Linked DNA regions of Homo sapiens: region 1 is linked to region 2. The links are chromatin loops, found by intact Hi-C in ENCODE. Cell type or tissue: CD14-positive monocyte. All regions are shown on one strand. Each heading gives the region's core, and the rest is flanking DNA. Links, peaks and the distances in the headings are about the cores only.

Region 1 (9,992 bases), core at 4,983-9,982, 100 kb after region 2:
AGACAATGACCTCAGAGCATTAAACCAGGTACAGGGCCTTCTTTGACAGTTCAGTTCACACGGTAACTGTGTGACTTGGAAAAATCATCCTGAGAAGCCTCAGGCTTCTTATCTTTAAATTTGGGACAATAATAGTACTTATTTCGCGACGTATGGAATGATTAAATGAAATGATGTTTGTAAAGTGCTTTGCACAGTACTTAGCACACAGCAAGCACTTAAACATTATTAGCTATCGTTGTTACAAATTACCTGCTTATACGTAATACCAAGAAACTGAAAATCCAAACGAAATGAGGAATTAGGCAACAATTAGGTCATACAAGACAATCACCACTAAGTCTTAAAATTTTTTTTTTAATGGAGTTGGGGATCTTGCTATGTTGCCCAGGCTGGTCTTGAGCTCCTGGATCAAGCAATCCTTCCACCTCAGCCTCCCAAAATGCTGAGATTGCAGGTGTGAGTCACTGCACCCAGCCTACACTCTTTTCTGTGCTTACATTTGAATTATCTGAACTGGAAATCTTTAACATAAATTACCCAAATAATTACATTAGTTGCCTCATTCACTTTGGCAATGAGTAGATCTGGTCAGTCAAGATTTATTGTTCAAATGTACAGTACAGTTCAAATGTTCTACAAAAAAAAAAAAAAATGAACCAGGCTAAGACTAGTGCAAAAAAGTTGACCAACTGGGAAGATTTGGAGATTGAGGAACTACTTTGAGGGGAAGGTGCAAAAGAAAAAGATGATAGTGACAATTTTGAGATGATTGTCATTTACTGCCAGTGTGGACAGATCTCAGAATGAGAGCCTATATAAAATGTCCATCCTTTATAGAGAAGCTAGAGCTTACAGAAGAATTTTTTTAATTCAAATATTATATTGTAAAATGTTCCAATGGTACAGAAAAATACACTCATAATAAACCCACCCCATAGCTTTATCAAATCTTAACAATCTTTACATATTTGCTCCAGATTGTAAGATTTGTATTGTAAAATATAAAATACAAACATAGAACCCCAGCAAAATAAGCGCATAGCTTAATATAAGGTGAACACTCTTGTAATCACCATTAGGTCAAGAAACAGAACTTGGACACCCACACTGGAACCCCTCCATGAGCCCATTCTAATCACAAGCCTTTCCCTTGCCCCCCAAAACAACCTCTATTCTGACTTTTATAGAAATCACCAAAGAGAGACTTTTATTTTGGTTTGAGACAAAGAGAGAAAAGGAAATCAATATTGGCCATACAATACCAAAATAACACAACTGATAAATAGTATCATAAGCAAGAACCAAAAATCTAACAGTAGAAATTTCTCTTGGGCAATAAAGACTTCCTTTACTCCCCCTCAAATAATTGAAAGCTTTCCTCTCTTTTCCCTTCTCTCACACATGGATTCAACATTTTCCACATTGGATCCATTTTGGCATTTTTCAACCTATTTCATCTCTAACAGTGAAAACACACTGCCTCTGTTTCTGTAATTATTTAGCTAAAGCCACAAAAACTGGATAATGTTCAAAGTTGGAAATAATAATCGATAAGTCCATTAGGGTCCTGCTTCTAATATTAATAACTATACTTTTAATATTGAGGTTATTCTTTTTTTGCTTTTGCTTTTATTTAAGTTGGAGATTATGCTTTGAATAAAGATGCTAGTATCTGTGCAAAATTGTTTATTTCATATATATGATGGATCCATAGCTAGGACCTAGGTGAGACCAATGCTTTCATCTTACCAGATCCATAGTCTCCTAGATTTGAAAGGAATCTTAGACTTTCGTAAGCCCTCTGCACTTGGTAGATACCTATAATAGACACCATATCTGCAATAGAGACATAATGCATTAATTAGAATTAAAGGGGACCGTTTATGTGTTAGGATTCTGGGTGCAAGTAAAAAAACACTCCAAATCATTTCAGCAAATATGGGAATTTACAGGCGCATTTAACAAACTGAATAAAAAAAGGGCCAAAGTGACTGCAATACTTTCGACATTATTTTTATCTCTCAGCTCTGCCTCCACATTGGTATGTCAGCTCTCTTATCCCTAGCTGGCTTTCAGAATCTGAAGGTTGGAGTCATAGCTGTCCCCCACTCTAGGCTCACATTTTTGAGCCTCACATTCCTGGTGGGAAAGGGACTCTGTCTCCACCCCTGATGAAAATAAATCCTGAGTGTGTACAACTGCCAAAACTCTGCAAATATACCCTTAAGATATGTGCATTTCATTGTATGTAATTTTTATAGCAAAAAGAAAGCCCACTGTAAACAAATACTGAATCTTACTTAATGAACACAAGCTGAAACATTTATGGAGATGTGTATAATATTTGCAATCCACTTTTAAATGCAACAAAAAGAAATTGAATTAATAGCTGGTGAGATGGATAGATATGAGATAAAGCAAATGTAATAAAATGTTAATGGCTACTGGTAGAGTTTGGGTGGCGGGTGTTCACGATACAGTTCTTTCAACTTTGTGATGTTTGAAAATTTTCATAATAAAAGGTTAGGGGCAGGAATTAATCCCAAGGAAAGATTGTACTTTAAGTAGCTTGGGTCCCTTACCCAGTGCTGAACCAATGTGAGGGTTAAGACACTGACTGCTCAGCTTCCATCAGTTGCCTGCCATGAAACCATCCACCACGACCTGAAAGGCATTGTCACATAGCTCTTGTTCAGGACACATGTTAGAGGAGGGAGCAGAAAGAAAAGAGTTTCCAGGGAAGCGTGATTCCCCGCAAAGAAAGGGGTAAAGCACAGACAAGTACTGGAGCACACCATCAGGAGGTAGGCAGCCACCGCATGTGACTCTTTGACCGTCTTCAGAACAACAGGGTGAATGGTAGGTTCTGAGTCCTGCACTATGATGAGGTCCCTCCTTGCCATTCTCAAATCAAAACTAGCAATGGAATCCGACTTTTCTCAGCCAGTGACTTTTAAATACATGCCACAAGGGATTGGAGGAAATAACAGAATATGCCAGAGTGTGAGTGACCAGTATTTCAGAGTGAAGACATACTTCTTTACAGATGGGCTAGCTTTCAACCATTTGCTAGATCCTGGTTTAAGAGTGAAGCAGTTTATGTCACTTAGCATCTCACTCCTGTGAAGCCCAGATTCCACAATAAAAAACAAACAATATATATATATTTTTTAGTTTAGTAGATTAGGTTAGCTTGTATGTAAAGGGGAGGTTAATCTTTTCCTCCCTGCCAAGAGAGGGCTTAAGCACTTGTTCTTTAGTACAATTATGTATTAATGTATGTATTTTTGTACTCAATTATTAAAAGGCCCAAATTTCTTTCTCTCTGACTCTCTGTCTTGCTATCCAACTTTTGGATATTGGCTTTTATCAGGAATTTTAATAGTCAGCATTAGGAGATAATACACCCTTGCCTACAAAATTCAAAACACATTTGCATAGTTTTTAATTGACAGGAACATGAGGTCAGGTTTGCTAAATGAAGCCGGGTGTCCTCAAATTGGCTGAGAAAGGGTGTACATTAGCCAAGGCCATCTCAGCCTTTTGTCTTTTCCCACTTGATTCAGGAGCATCCTAGATGCTCCTCCATTCTTTCCTCCACTACCGCCTCCCACACATCAAAACTAGTAACTCAAGCCGCTCCTGACAGTCCCAGGCCAGAGCAGGGAAAGAGCAGTTTCAGGACCAGCCAGCCGTTTCACCCAGGGTGGCAAAATCCCAGAACTCTACAAAACGACCAGCAACTACAGAGTCAACCACACAGGCTTTTTTGAATGGATTTTTTCCCCCAAAATTTTATAGCCATTCATTTCTTCAATAGCTGCAGCAGTAGTTTTCAAATTATATTATGATAAAGAAAAAAAATCCCTGGAAGCTCTGTATCTGAAACTGTTGCTGTTTCCTTCTGCCTAGCTCTCCAAAGTTATAAATATAAATTTAAGGAGCAATAATGATAACATCAGCTAGCATGTATCCAGAACTTGTGATACACCACACACAATGCTATTCCCTTTACATATAGTAGCTCATTTAATATTCTCAACTACCTAATGATGTGGTTTCTATTAATATTTCCATTTTACACATGAACAAATTGGGGCATACAGAAGTTGAACAATCTGCCCCAAGTCACATGGTTAGGAAGTGGCAGAACTCGGGTTCAAAGTCAGAGATGGTGCTTTCACTACTATGACATGAAATTGAAGAAATTCTAAAGGGAATTGTCTTCCCAAGATCACACAGGAGCAGGGACTGGAAACCTGAATTTGCTACTTGGAACTCTGGGTCCTTTTCTGGTACAGTACAAATAGAACTGCGGGACTCCTGAGAACTTTCTCATAAAGAAGGGAAGGAGAGCCATCCCAGAGTGCAGTGACTTGGGTTTTCCAACCTTACACTTACAGAATTTGGTTAAAGGTCACAAATTGTGTCTATGTGAGTGGGAACTGCTCAAAAAAGACCAATAGATTTGGCCAAATCAGCTCAACCCAATCTATAAAGGTATCCGATGAGACAAGACCAGAGTTCCTGGGTTCATGGTGCCTAAGACTACAGTCAATAGAAGATGCTGGATCTCTGCCTCGTTCCAATTGTTTACACATATGGGGACCCTACCATGGTCTGACCGAGGCCAATGAAGAAAAAGAACAATGAGATGAGCAAAACAAATATCAGATTTCCACTTTGAATCAGTGGTTCTCAACTTAGAATCTTAATATGATTCTTTTTTGTAGCGAAAACTTTCAAACATACACAAAAGTAGAGAAAATGGTGTAACAAATCCCACGTATCCAGCACCTAACTTGCACAATTATCACCACCTTGCCCTCTTGCTCAGATCTTTTTAAAAATAGAAACTGTAAAACCTCACTCTAGAAAAGTGCCATTCAATAGGTGGGATCTCAGGATCTGCATCTTTTTCAAAGCTCTCCATGCAATTCTGATGAGCGACCTGGTTGGGGCTGCCTCACCCCTGCTCTTAGAACTGGGGACTGCTTAGAATGGCAATCATTAAAAAGTCAGGAAACAACAGGTGCTGGAGAGGATGTGGAGAAATAGGAACACTTTTACACTGTTGGTGGGACTGTAAACTAGTTCAACCATTGTGGAAGTCAGTGTGGTGATTCCTCAGGGATCTAGAACTAGAAATACCATTTGACCCAGCCATCCCATTACTGGGTATATACCCAAAGGACTATAAATCATGCTGCTATAAAGACACATGCACATGTATGTTTATTGTGGCACTATTCACAATAGCAAAGACTTGGAACCAACCCAAATGTCCAACAATGATAGACTGGATTAAGAAAATGTGGCACATATACACCATGGAATACTATGCAGCCATAAAAAATGATGAGTTCATGTCCTTTGTAGGGACATGGATGAAATTGGAAATCATCATTCTCAGTAAACTATCGCAAGGACAAAAAACCAAACACCTCGTGTTCTCACTCATAGGTGGGAATTGAACAATGAGATCACATGGACACAGGAAGGGGAACATCACACTCTGGGGACTGTTGTGGGGTGGGGAGAGGGGGGAGGGATAGCATTAGGAGATATACCTAATACTAACTGACGAGTTAATGGGTGCAGCACACCAGCATGGCACATGTATACATATGTAACTGACCTGCACTATGTGCCCATGTATCCTAAAACTTAAAGTATAATAATAATAAAATAAAATAAAATAAAAGAACTGGGGACTGCATCTGCCTGAAAGAGGTAAGAAGGCTTCCCTGGAGTTGATGGCATGGCATTACATGACTTACAAGAAGAGATTCGAACATTCAGAAGTTTAACTGCCAGGGCCCATGCAGGAAAGAATTCATTCCAGGTGATTTGAATGAAGAAGATGTAAGGACAGAGGAGAGGGCAGGTTAAGGAAAAGTTAGGGTGGTTGATGCATCCAGAGACTAGCAACAATAGGAGGCTATTACCAGCCTCCTAGGGCCATTACCAGCCCTGGGGCCCAGGGCCAAGACAATTGCTAGAGTCTACTGAAAACTAGAACCATAGATAAGGAGCTAATTGGCAGAAGCTGTAATTTGAAGTAATTGAGCGCAGCTACTTCTAGAGACATACTACAGAAGCAGAGGGCTCAGAAGTTATACACTGACCTCTCTTCCCACTCTCCTGTCTCCTACCGGGGCCTCTCAATGGCCAAACTCAACTCAAAATCAGCCAGCACACCAAGAGATGTATCTGCAGGGATCAGCCTCCCAGGGCACAGAGAAGAGCAGAGAATGCATCTGGGGAGCAGAACAAGATGGGAAATGGGGGCAGAAAATAATCAGCAGGGGAATAAGTCAGTCCTTCCTGTCCCTGGAGTGAGAGGAAATGGCTGATGCTTCCTGGAGTCAGTCTGACACTTCTCAGCCCTAGAAGATGCCAAGTCTAAGAGCAGAGGGATTGCCTAATCCTTGATAATATCAGTCCAAAACTTTTGTCATGGATGGCATTGAGAATGCTTTGGTGGAACAGATGAATGTACCCCTTTCCTCACAGTCAAGCTGTACTCCATGGGGGCAAAAGTTCAAGACTGTAATCATTGCATATTTAAGTTGTCACAGTGGAGAGGCCTGGCTTAATTTTTTTTTAAGTTAACATTATTTACTGGTCACAGGGACATTAGTTCTCAGTGAAATGCAGTTAAAGGCGATTACCTCCTCATTGCCACTTATTCTCAATTTACCAACTAAAAGGACAATGTGGGGGTTCTGAGCACAGAAGTTTTATGGAGCCCATTTTCCCCTTGAAATCTTGAACGCTATTATTTGCCAGTTGTTTAAAAGCTAGCATTTCAGTTTTCAAAGCTACAATCACATTTATTTTCTGGTTAAAGAGCAGGAGAAGAAAAACAACTCCCCAGGTTGAAGTTAATGTTTTTAACTCCTTCTCCCCAAGAGACATATACATATGCAAGCTTGCACCTCTAGGCTCTGGAAACATGATAAGCCATGTAACTGCTCCGAACCAGGGAACTGTAATAAAACCAGAGCATCTAAACACAAGGCAGAGGAACCCGAGAAGGAAGGTAAAATTCTAAGCAGTCTCCTTTGAAAGGGTCACTGACCAACTGGGGCATACACAAAAGAAGGAGTGATCAGAGTGACAACAGACATTGAGGGTCTCTGTTTGTCTCCAGTTTTCTGAAGGAATGGAATAACTAATTATATGCTTTCAAAGGGCAGAACTAGAACCAATCATTACAGGAAAATCCCTTTCACCTCAGAAGGAAGAAGCTGATAACTGATTTATTCACTGCTTCAGTGCTGTACTTAGTGCTTGACTTATAAAGGGCACTCAATGTTTGCCAAATGAAAGGTCATCACGGGCACTGGTCAGTGGTAAAAACTGCCACTGTAGCTAGAGAGCTACGTGTCACTAAACAGAGTGTCCGGTGATTCAGAATTCAAAGCCCGGTTGAGCCCTTGCAGGGAGCACTGTTGAGTGCATCCCTGTATGCGACGGACAATTGAATCTGTTCTGTTTCTGGGGTTGATCAATTCTAAAGCTAATGGTGCTCCAGTGGACTAGAACTTGGTCAGGAGTGGAGGGTAAGGAAGTTATCAGGGCAAGTCCGTCCTCATTCCTGGGGATGATCAGAAGTGGAAGGTAAATCTCAGAAATTCCCCCCATGTTGGGGATAAAGCCAGCCTCTCAGATTAGAAAAATAAAAAGCCAATGTGAGGACTCCCTGAGAAGACATCTGAATATTTTCCCTTGTTGGAAAAGAAGAACCAGGAGTTGAGTCCACCATAGCCTATGTGGAGGAGTAGGATTTCAAGAGACAGGGCAAAGGTGTTTCTGCTAGGTGCAGGCAAAGGAAGAAGGCCAGGAGGATTATTTAGAAGTTGACCTTTAAGCAGCCAAATGACATCCATCCCTCCAAACTTCTAAAGGTAACAAGCAAGAAAATGAAGCCATCGTTTCAGCACCAGCAATTGTAACGTAAGCCTGTGAGTATCTCCCTCCACCCCACCCACCACCAAGTGAACACCTTTAAATATCCGCGATTTTGCATACAGTTAATTAAAGAATGTAGTTTGATTGCTCATCTCATCTGTTCTATAGTTGTGAGTCAATGTATGGAATTTACACTCTGGCTTTGATTCATCTCTGAGCATTCAATTTAGCAGGGAAATTTTCCTTCTCTCTTTCGACTTGGGATCCTGGCTCTTTAAATTCTATCCTTATTGCCAGGCTGTTGTCATGGAGAAAAATAACTTTAAGTAGCTCTTTGGAAAGCTTTGAGTTGCTGTTCCTTGCTATTTAAAGATCCCCCAGTAAAACGAAAAGTACACTCTGTTTCCATATAAGGCTCTGCCACTCCAAGGCAAGAGTGTCACTGGGGTTTGGTTCTGTGTGCTTATAGCAGTGTAAGACATGTCCCAAGCATCTGGGGATCACGTTTGCTAAGCATGTCTACCCAGCTTGGGAAGGCAAAAGAAAATCAGAAATCAAGACTCTGCAATCTGAAATCTTTGATTGACGGGGCTCCGGAATCATTATGAGCTGAAGCAAACGAGACAAGCCAAATCTTATAATCACCATCTATTCTGCCTCCCACCTGAAGTATTTGCTGTTATGTGGCCTTACTAAATTGCTATAATCCATTTCCCTGCCACCTCCTAGTGAAATATCCAGTATCTCAAACTTTCTTCGATTCAATTCACAAGCATATATTAAACATGTAAAATAGGTCCAGTTATTTGCTGGACATTGTAGGGATCCCAAAATATAGAGCAAGCTTCCAATTAAAGTAAGGTTGGAGAGATAAGACAACACAGATGAAATGCCAAGTGATATAGAATATGTGATTCCCAACTTTGGCTGATGACTGGACACAACCATGGAGCTGTATTACCAGGCCCTTGCATCTGATTTACGCACCCAGAGACTCTAGAAGCAGGCCCCAAGAATCAGTAAGGTTCTGCCCTGTGTGGATGACTGAGGTCTGTATGACTTCTAATAAGATCATGTCTCTGAGCCTCAATTTTCTTATCTATAAAATAAAGAAAATGGTCTAGATGGCCCCTGTGTTCTTCTTTCTCTAGCATTCTAGGATTTTGCTATTTAAAGAACTAATATATATGGTATAGATAAAATCGATGCAAAAAGTCAAAGAAGGCTTCATGAACAACGTGGGACCTGGGAGCAAAAAGAAACTGCCAATGGGTGTAGAATGGTTCTAAGTATGGACTTTAGAATCAGACATCCTTAGATTTGACTCTCAGCTCTGCAACATACTGGCTGTATGACCTTAGCCAAGCAATTTAACCTCACTGGTTATTCATTTCTTATCTATAAAATGGGGATAATAATAATATCTGCTTCTTGGACTTTTTATGGGGATTCAACCAAACAATGTAGATAAAGCACAAAGAATACTCATAATAATCATCAATTATGAGTAAGTGAATATTTAAATAATTTATTTGTCTTCTTAGTTATCAAGGAAAATATTTTGCCCACTTGAAGAGGGCCTTTTCTCTTTTGTGAGGGAAATATTTGCCTCATCACATAAAGACATTAGGTTTTAAAGGAATGACTTTAGAGATCGGATGATGTATTCATTCTGTTATTTACTAAATATCTAATATGTAGGAAGGACTTTGCCAGGCACTGAGGCAGTAATTCACAAGTGAGTAAATCACAAGTGATTCCTGGGTGTACTTTCAGACATTTTGTTTCTGTAGTTTTAAGGTAGGGACCAGGAATCGGATTTCAGCAAAGCTCCAGCTGATTCTGAATAATGAGATGACACTTTTACAAACACTACTATAGAGATACACAATTAGTAAGGCAGTATTTTCATTTCAAGGAACTTACAATTCTCTATCTCATATCTGTCAATTTGCTAAATGCATTTTGCTGCTTCTAACTTTCTTCCCTTCTCTCTCCCCCTACTTATTCACCCATTGTCTGTAAACTCTGTACAAGGCACAGTGCTGGTAGACATAAAGATAGAAGAAAAA
Region 2 (9,190 bases), core at 1-5,000:
TGGGACCCACTGGGTTCTATTTTAGACTGGCTTGTGTATCCTTCCCCTTACTGCACATCTACAGAACTAGAATTAGAGGAAAATTTCTGCAACCTGTCTAGTACTTAGTGCTCCATGTGGGAGTTTCTTTAAAATATATGAATGGGTTATTTTCTCATTTTGTTAATTATTTCAGGAGGCTAGTGGTAGGACAGCTGCAGAGTGCCCATCACTCTACTGTTTCCAAAATTAAGTTTTCCATGAACAAATCTAGTAGATACAGATTGAACTACTGTTGAACACCAGTATGCTGTTCTTATCCCATAACCTTTCTTCAGAGGTTCATTCCATTTTTACTGATGTGATGTCAAGTTTTTTCAAAATGTAAAGGTAAAAGCTTGCTCCATTAACAACCCACTTTTAACATGGGCATGACTTCTAGTTGAACCAGTATTATGTGCAGACCCGGAATTATCCCCACTGATCCTGAGAGCTGAGAATTTCTCTAAGCTGACTGACCCTAGAGGGGAGGGAGCTAACCCCTGGGAGAACCAGAACACCTGATCCTTGCCTGTGGTGTCAGAGACCAAGGTATGTTACTAACCCTGGCCTAAGTGGACTTGTTAGCTTTGGTCCCCAACACTAGATGTGAAATCAATGGAGAACCTAGTTATCGGATGGGCATTTTGATGCGGTGATAGTAATCAAATCTATATAAAGAAGATTATCACTGAAATGAGTATCACTTTTAAATAATACTTTGTACCTTAATATTAAGTTTACACAGCACTATCTACAGTATTAGTTTATATAATCTCCACAAATCAATGTGAGGAAAATTATCATCTTCATTTTACATATGAGAAAATCCAAGACTGAAGAAGTTAAAGAGTTTGCCCAAGATTACACAACTAGTAAATGTCAACTGGAATTGTTCTCCATATGTTCAGAGTTCAAACTTCCTGCTCTCCTCCCTCTACTAGAGTCTTCCAATTCCTGTACTCCATAGACACACTTACTCATTAGTTTTTTACATTAGCTACCTATCTTTTTCTTTTTATGCTATTTTACATTATCGCTTGACTTTTGATTTTCAGGTGACCAAAGGACCATGGATCCTCAACAAATCTCTAAAAGTCCAAGGTTGACTCTAAATTGAAGAAGATGGTGTGTTTTCAAACGAAAATTATATCAGAATACATGTATCTCTGGGCTTAATGACAAAAGAAGAGATTCAGTTATGTCTTTTATTCCTTTGTAAGATTTATATCAAACCCTTCTTATTCTTTGAAATCCATCCTATTCATCCCAAATCATAGTGAGATCCTTCAACATTGACTATCTAGACCATTTGTTTGGTAGTTCATCATGAATTGCATTATGTACCTCATGTATTACTGACTTGTTATTATCGTCTCATTATTATCTAATTTTCCGTTAATGAATTGCCTCCCCACTGAAGGCTTATAGAAAGAAAGCAAGGGCCATATCTTAAACTTTTCTCAATTCCTTAGATTCAAGACTGACTTTAAGAACGCTTATAAAAAGAGAACCACGGAAAATATGTTGTTATAGTTACTAATTTTCTACGCACTCTCCACCTCTTTTTGGCTAACATAACTCTGAGTTTGTTGGGCAGTCATGTGATCCAGAGATGCCAGTGAGATATAAGCAGATCAGTTCTGGAAAAGCTTTTGTGTTCTTTTCTTACGGACAGGGAGAAGAGATCTTGCTGACCCACCCCTTCTCTTTCTTTCTGACCTGAATGTGGATATGTGGTTTGCTTCTGTGGCTGCAATCAGGTGACATGAGGCACCAACCATTGGACCAAGAAGACAACAGCCAAAGACAGAAGAGCAGAAAAATAAAAGGAAAAGGCCTGTGTTTTGATAACATCAATGAGCAGCAGTACCAGTGCCAATAGTCACCTGTCTCCAGCCTTCTTGTGAATGAGATACTACAGGTCTGTATTGCTTGAGCCATTTCTAACTCCAGAATATATTTAGAGTTTCATACTGAAGTTGAACCACACATCTTTCTTTGAACTTCCTAACAGGCAAAACAACTGCATAAAAGAGATACTCAATTAGTTATTATTTGTCATTGTCTTTGAGGAGAAAATTGATAGTTCTTCAAGAGAGGCACTGTTTCTTGTGAAACTTAGTTCTTTAAGAAATGTCTTGGGTGGGGCATCATAGAGAGACACTGAGTTATGGTGGAAACTGTATTTAAATCATATCCCCAAATTAAATGCAAAATTAGTTTTCATATGGTTGTTTCTTGTAGGACCTTTTAATGTAAACTGCAGATATAATACCAAACCCTAACACAGTGAAAACAATTATGTAAGAGACTATTTAGGTCATGCAGCCTAAATAGATTTTTGTTGGGCTTTGAAACCAAAAACAACAAATAATATTTTTTATTTCCTCATCTAAATAATTTTCATCCCTCTAGGTTGTCATACAATCAATGGAAAGCAAGACATAGTTTCTGTTATGTAATTCAAAGTTTCACAATGGAAACAAATCACTCTCCTATGGAAATTTCCCAAAATATTGCTCTGAAAGAAATAAGTTTTAGAATCTAAATTTATATGTTTCACAGTCTTCTTTGATTCCATTAATTAAATAATTGCTTACCTCTATTGTTTTCCTGGTTAGAAAGAAGGTCATTTAATTGGGTCTTAGTCTATCAGACAAAACCAGCTGGCCCATTGCTGAATTAGAAAAAGAGGAAATACTGACTCAACCCATTTAAGCAGAGAGCAGCGTAGGCAGGGAGGGTCAGCCTTACACATCTTTTATTGCAAAATAGTTCCAATTCTCTTGAGACTGGATGAGTGGGAGAGAATAGATTATACTTCTGAAGTAGAAGCTATCTAAGAGAACGGGAAAATAGCCCTTTGGTTCAGCAAAGGATGGAGAGCCTGCCTTCTACAGAGGCCACCATTTAATCATTTTGGTATCTGTGTGGCACTTGGGGGGGTTTCTAAGCCTTAAGAATTTGAAATCATTAGCACAAAACTGGAACTCATCTTGGCCTTGGCATTTTGTCTTGGGAACAAAATTGGCCCTGAGATCCATAAGTGACTCATTGAGGAAATACTGGGGCATGCTGCACAATGTGAGGGCAATATTTTAACAACAGGCAAACATGTATTACATGAGGAAGAATTATAAATGAAAGGAAAATTAATTAAGGAGTCAAGAAACCAGAGGAAGGATCACAGCAAGAGGCAGATACCATTACCCTGGAAGTGAAACGCCAGCACTTTGGAAACAAAACATATGTGCTAGAATCATCAATGAGCTTGAGACGAGACTTGAGAAATACCCACACCAGTTTGCCTTCACTTCCTTTTGTGCCTTCTGCATGCCAAACAGTTGAATATAAAGTATCCTAATGGATGTAAGAGCATTTTATAAATTAAGTGCTCTGAAAATATATGCCATTATCATCATTATTGAAGAAAAGCAGACCACCGTGTTACTCAAATCATGTCTACTAGCCAAATAGTTTGCCCAGAAGGAAGCTATGAAGCCCTGAACAAAATTGAAAAAAGAGAAAAACAAGGACAACTCATCAATTTTTCAGTGTCTGGTCTTGAACTGGGTTATAGCCTGTTACCAATAAGAATCTCTTTTAACATCAGGATTGGTAGAATTATGGTACCCAGAAAGGAGAATGTTTGTACTTTTCTGCACTGTTTCAGTGGGGCAGAAAGCATCTGAGGCATGGTGCACAGCTCCTAGGCCAGGGCTGGCAAATAAGCAGAGTATTCCCTTTTCCCTCCCATGCTTATGGCAGACAGTGATAATCGATCATGATGCTCTGCTAATCTCACAACAGCCTTAAGAATCTGGTCTACCCAGCTTTCCAGGAAGCTAATATCAACTAATCAGAGTTGGAACACTGAGCTGCAACCTAATTGCCATCTTGGCTCTAGCAGTTAAGAGTGCGATTTTAGGTGTATCCACCTGGCCTGATGGGAGGAGTGGCTCCAAATCTGTGGAGCAGATGAAAAAAAGATATCCATTTAAGGAATTATAATTATGATGATGATAACAGACATGAAGAGCAACAATAATGATACTAGTATCTGCCATTTTGTTATCCCTTACTGGGCTCTACGAATTGGTTGAAGTGCTTCACATGTTATCGTTACCTCCATTTTACATGTGAGAAAACAGAGACAGAGGAAGTTACTAACTTGTCCATACTCAATGGGCTTTAAACCTAGTGCTCTTTGACCCCAGAGCTCACACTGTTACCCAAACCATTAATAGAACTCAGGCACAACCAGGGGCTTTATAACATGGTTAATTATCTGCATCCATTTAGAGCATTCTTTGATGTGAAGAAACTCTCCCCCTCCTTTTCTTGGTGAAGCTGGTGGCTGTGGCTACTTCCTCAGAAGTCAACATTTGCTGGAAGTTTATTGTTACCCTAGACAGGGCAGAAAGAAGTCTCAGTCATCTCAGATTTCAAAGTATTTATTGAAACTCAGCAAAGTTCACAGAGTTTACACAGTTTACACAAATGGCTTTTGCAGGAAATGAAGATGTCATTTCTGTTTTACACGTACCGTTGTCCCCCACCCTACCCCCAACCCTAAGGCATGGCCAATTACCATAGGCGGAGCACATGTATACAGGTCTCAGTCAAAGCAAATCAGCCTTCACATGCAGCGAGAAAACCAGTCAGACTTTTGGGAGTTACAAGAGCTATTTTAGCAAACATTCTCTCGGAAAACGAGAGTTTTATACAGATCCTAGATAATATTCCAGTCTTGGTCACATCCGGGACATGACTTGAGTTTGGTCTTTCCGGAAGCATTATTATGAACATGGGAACATAGCCAGTGGGGGAAAAAAACCCCAAGATTTCACAGCTTTCCAAGTCTTACTTGTGGTGAATAAAGGCAAAATTAAGACAACCAACTTCAAAGTCATGACACATCTCATTTTATCTCTAAAACCCAACATGTTTAGTATTTCCCGCTCTTCAATAAACATTACTCAGAGTGTGATAAAATAGGACACAGAGAATAGCCAACTACCAAGTCATTTTCTTATTACTTAATCTTAGAAGGACCAGGTAAGTTTCTTCTTTTATTTACTTTTTATTTTCTGTATTTAAGGTGTACAGTATGATGCTTTGATATACCTATAGCAAAGCTATTACTACAATCAAGCAAAGGAACATATCCATCATCTTATACAGTTATCTTTCTTATATGTGTGATAAGGGTGCCTAACGCCCACTCTCCAAGCAAATTTCTCATATATAATACAATATTATTAACTATACTTCTCCTGTTGTACTTTAGAGCTCTAAACCTATTCATCCTACATAACTGCAACTTTGTGCCTGCTGACCTACATCTTCCCCTTTCCTCACCCCTGGTAACCACTATTCTACTCCATTTCAATGTATTCAATTCTTTTTTGTTGTTTCCGCATATAAGGGAGGTCATGCAGTATTTTTCTTTCTGTTCCTGGCTTATTTCACTTCTAATGTCAATTAGGTTCATCCATGTTGTCACAAATGGCAAGATCTCTTTCTTTTTTAAGGCTGAATAATATTCCATTGTATATAAATACACCACAATTTTTTTATTAATGCATACATTGACAGACACTTTAGTTGTTCCCATATCTTAGCTACTGTGAATAAGGCTGCCATAAATATGCGAGTGCAGATATGTTTACGATGTAGTGATTTCATTTCCTTTGGGTATATACCCAGAAGAGGGATTGCTGGGTCATGTCCACCACCTCTATTTTTAATTTCTTTAGGAAACTCCATGCTGTTTTCTGCAGTGGGTGAATCAATCTACATTCCCACCAACAGTGTGCTAGGGTTTCCTTTCTTCCCACATTCACCAACACTTATCTTTTGTCTTTTTGATGAAAGCCATCCTAACAGGTATGAAGTGATATCTAGGTAAGTTTCTTCTGATGGAGTGGGCAAAATCGTGTTTAGCAACTTCCATTTTTATTTGTGTTCTCTTCCTTTCTGAATGTTCCTCATCTCTGCCCAGCACCCTGAACACCTCTGAACCCCATCATTCTTTGCTGCTTCTAATCCCTTTTTCTATCTCACCTTTAATGTTCCTGCCAAAACTTGTCTTTCTTGGATCTCTTTTTCTCTAGGTCCTGCTCTTTGCTAAAAGGCCAAAAAGTTAAATCTAGCCAAAATATTAATCCAGATTTAATAATCCTGATATTTCTAGCAACATGTCAGGGCTGGTGGGAGAATGAGTTGGAGTAGGAGAAAAGGGCTTGCAGATTCTCACCTAAAGAATTAAACCAGGCAGGCATTTCCTCTGCCTATGAATAAGGAGAGCACCAATGCCTACCTTACAGGTGAACTGAGGTGAATTCTAACACTGAATTTTGTAAACTCAAGTGAGAAAAGAGATAAAACAAACATTTCCTACCTAAGCACACCTTGATCCGCTTCTCCCAACCATCTTACACCTCTAACTGAAAATGATGCACACAGCTAATAAGCTAGAGGCAAAGGTTGCTACCAACCCTACCAACCCCAAGTAGAGGGCAGCTTCTTCGAGTCTGTGTTGCAGTGTGGAAAGCGGCAGTCCCTGTCATGCTTGCTGGCGACATCTGTGGCTGTAGTGGCGGTTGAACCAATAAGAGGAACAATTACAAGGTCCTGCTGACGTCAATACTTGGAAAAGAGCTTTGCCTGTTTTAAAAAGCTGCTATCCATTGTATTAAGCAACATCACTTACAGTAATCGAGGTGATCTATATTTATAATAATAATCAGGGTGCTTGCAATGTGTGCTCCTGCTTCACAAGTGCATAAAAGCAACAAGCTAACCAGAGTTGCTTTGCTCAGAAAAGTTATTCTAGGAGGCTTTTTTTCTGCTCCTCTTGCTTCCCTCTGCCTTCCTCTTGTTCCTTATCTTGATTACTTTTTCTTGTCTTTGAGCCCAGATTATATATGTATTAGTCTGTGCTTGCATTGCTATAAAGAAATACATGAGACTGGGTAATTTATAAAGAAAAGATGCTTAATTGGCTCATAGTTCTGCAGGCTGTACTGTAAGCATGACGCTGGCATCTGCTGGCTTCTGGAGAGGCCTCAGGAAACTTAGACAATCATGGCAGAAGGCGAAGGGGGAGCAGGCACATCATATGGCCACAGCAGGCACATCACATGAGCAGAGCGGGAATGACAGAGTGAGGGGGAAAGTGCTACACATTTTTAAATGACCACATCTCACAGGAACTCACTCACTATCATGAGGATAGTACAAAGATGATGGGGCTAAATCATTCACAAGAAATCTTCCCCCGTGGTCCAATCACCTCCCACCAGTCCTCACCTCCAACACTGGAAATTACAATTCAATATCAGATATGGGTGGGGACACAGATCCACACCATATCCATATGGTTCTGCAGGCTGTACAGGAATACATAGACATATATAATACACACACACACACACACACACACACACACACACACATATATATATATATAAAATCTCGATGAAGAAAATCTTGATAGATATTTTTAAATAGTTATGGACATGTACCCAGAGAGCATTCATTACACAGCCAAAAATGAGAAAGGAGCTGGAGGTGGGGTGGGAGTGAAAGGAAGACTGTGTTTTGTATCAAACATACCTAAATTCAATTTACTTCATCCATTTCTGTAACTAAATATAAACCTCAAGGACTTGTGTTCTTTGTGCAAATACTAACATGCCAGCAAAAGAACATATTTGTAGCATGCTTTTTAAATCTCTCACAACGCAGGTGTCATTTCTATGTTGCTAGGGGAGAAACTAAGGCTGCAAGAGGTAAATAGCTGCCATTTCTTGAACACTCCTATGTCGGGGATACATGAAGCATTTTACATACACGTGACAAAATTTTATAAGGTAGATTCTGCTATTGATCTCATTTTACAGAAGAGGAAACAGATTCAAAGCTAGAAGGCAGGGTGGAGCCAAGATTCAAATGCAAGCATGTTGAGTTGGAATCCAGGGCTCTTTCCCACTTAGCACGGGTGCTTTGTGGGATACTTCTGTAAAAATTCTTCTGTAGTCCAAGTCAGGGGACTTGCATTCAAATCCCACTAGTGTCTCTTATTAAATATGTGTCTTGTTGTCAAGTTACTTAATCACTCTCTTCTAAAAAAAGCTCACACTCACATGATACTGTTTCAGTTCTGCCTGTTTTTATGTTTCACAATGTATTGTTTTCTTCATGAGTGATATTTCCTCCTTTAAAAATATTTGAAATACTAAGTATGAATTTTTGCTCTATTTTCTTTATTTTTAAAGTTAACATCCGATAAAATTGATTTTTTGGATGTAGAGTTAACACATACATAGATTATATATGTTATATAGAGAGACGCTATATATGTTTACATATATATACACATATGTGTATATACACATATATGCATGTGTATATTATTTATATATACATATGTATGCATATACATGTACAACTACATATGTGTATATACATATATGTGTATAAACATGTACATATACATGTACGTGTATATATGTATGTATATTTACACACACACATATATAGATTCATGTAAACCTTCACCACAAACAGGACACAGAACAGATCCATCACTGCCAAAATTCCCTGTGCTGCTCCTTTTTTAGACACATCCTCCTCCTGTCCATAGCCTCTGACAACCATTGATCTTTTCTCCATCACTGTAGTTTTGTGTTTTCCAGATGTCATACAAATGGAATCATATAGTAGGTAGCCATTTGAAACTGATTCCTTTTTTTTAAGTTTTGTGGTATTTTATTTCATTTATTTATTTATTTATTTATTTATTTATTTATTTATTTATTTTTGAAACGGAGTCTCCCTCTGTCGCCCAGGCTGGAGTGCAGTGGAGTGATCTTGGCTCACTGCAAGCTCCGCCTCGCATGTTCAAGCGATCCTCATGCTTCCGCTTCCCAAGTAGCTGGGATTACAGGTGTGCACCACCGTGCTGGGCTAATTTTTGTATTTTTAGTAGAGACAGAGTTTCACCATGTTGGCCAGGCTGGTCTTGAACTCCTGACGTCAAGTGATCTGCCCGCCTCAGCCTCCCAAAGTGCTGGGATTACAGGAGTGAGCCACCGCACCTGACCATTTTATTTTATTTTTAATTGACAAATAATAATTATAGACCAGGTACAATGCCATGTCA

Evidence for each region. Peaks named below come from ENCODE experiments on the same cell type or tissue, not always from the same donor. Only the 100,000 strongest peaks of a DNase experiment are listed, where the experiment ranks them.
Region 1: a loop joins it to region 2, with 3 times the contacts of the local background. A loop is called at or near these places in 9 of 110 quality-filtered maps.

What each region holds. Positions count from the first base shown.
Region 1 is chr10:62,440,478-62,450,469 of GRCh38, reverse strand. It overlaps a transcript of ZNF365 not described here. Among named protein-coding and RNA genes, the nearest start is that of ZNF365, 71 kb to the right of the region's middle. In CD14-positive monocyte, for the core only: no CTCF peak of the experiment used is centred there; no DNase peak of the experiment used is centred there.
Region 2 is chr10:62,539,447-62,548,636 of GRCh38, reverse strand. No RefSeq gene overlaps it. Among named protein-coding and RNA genes, the nearest start is that of ZNF365, 170 kb to the right of the region's middle. In CD14-positive monocyte, for the core only: no CTCF peak of the experiment used is centred there; DNase peaks (open chromatin) are centred at 2,746 and 3,076; H3K4me3 peaks cover 1,945 bases; H3K27ac peaks cover 3,425 bases.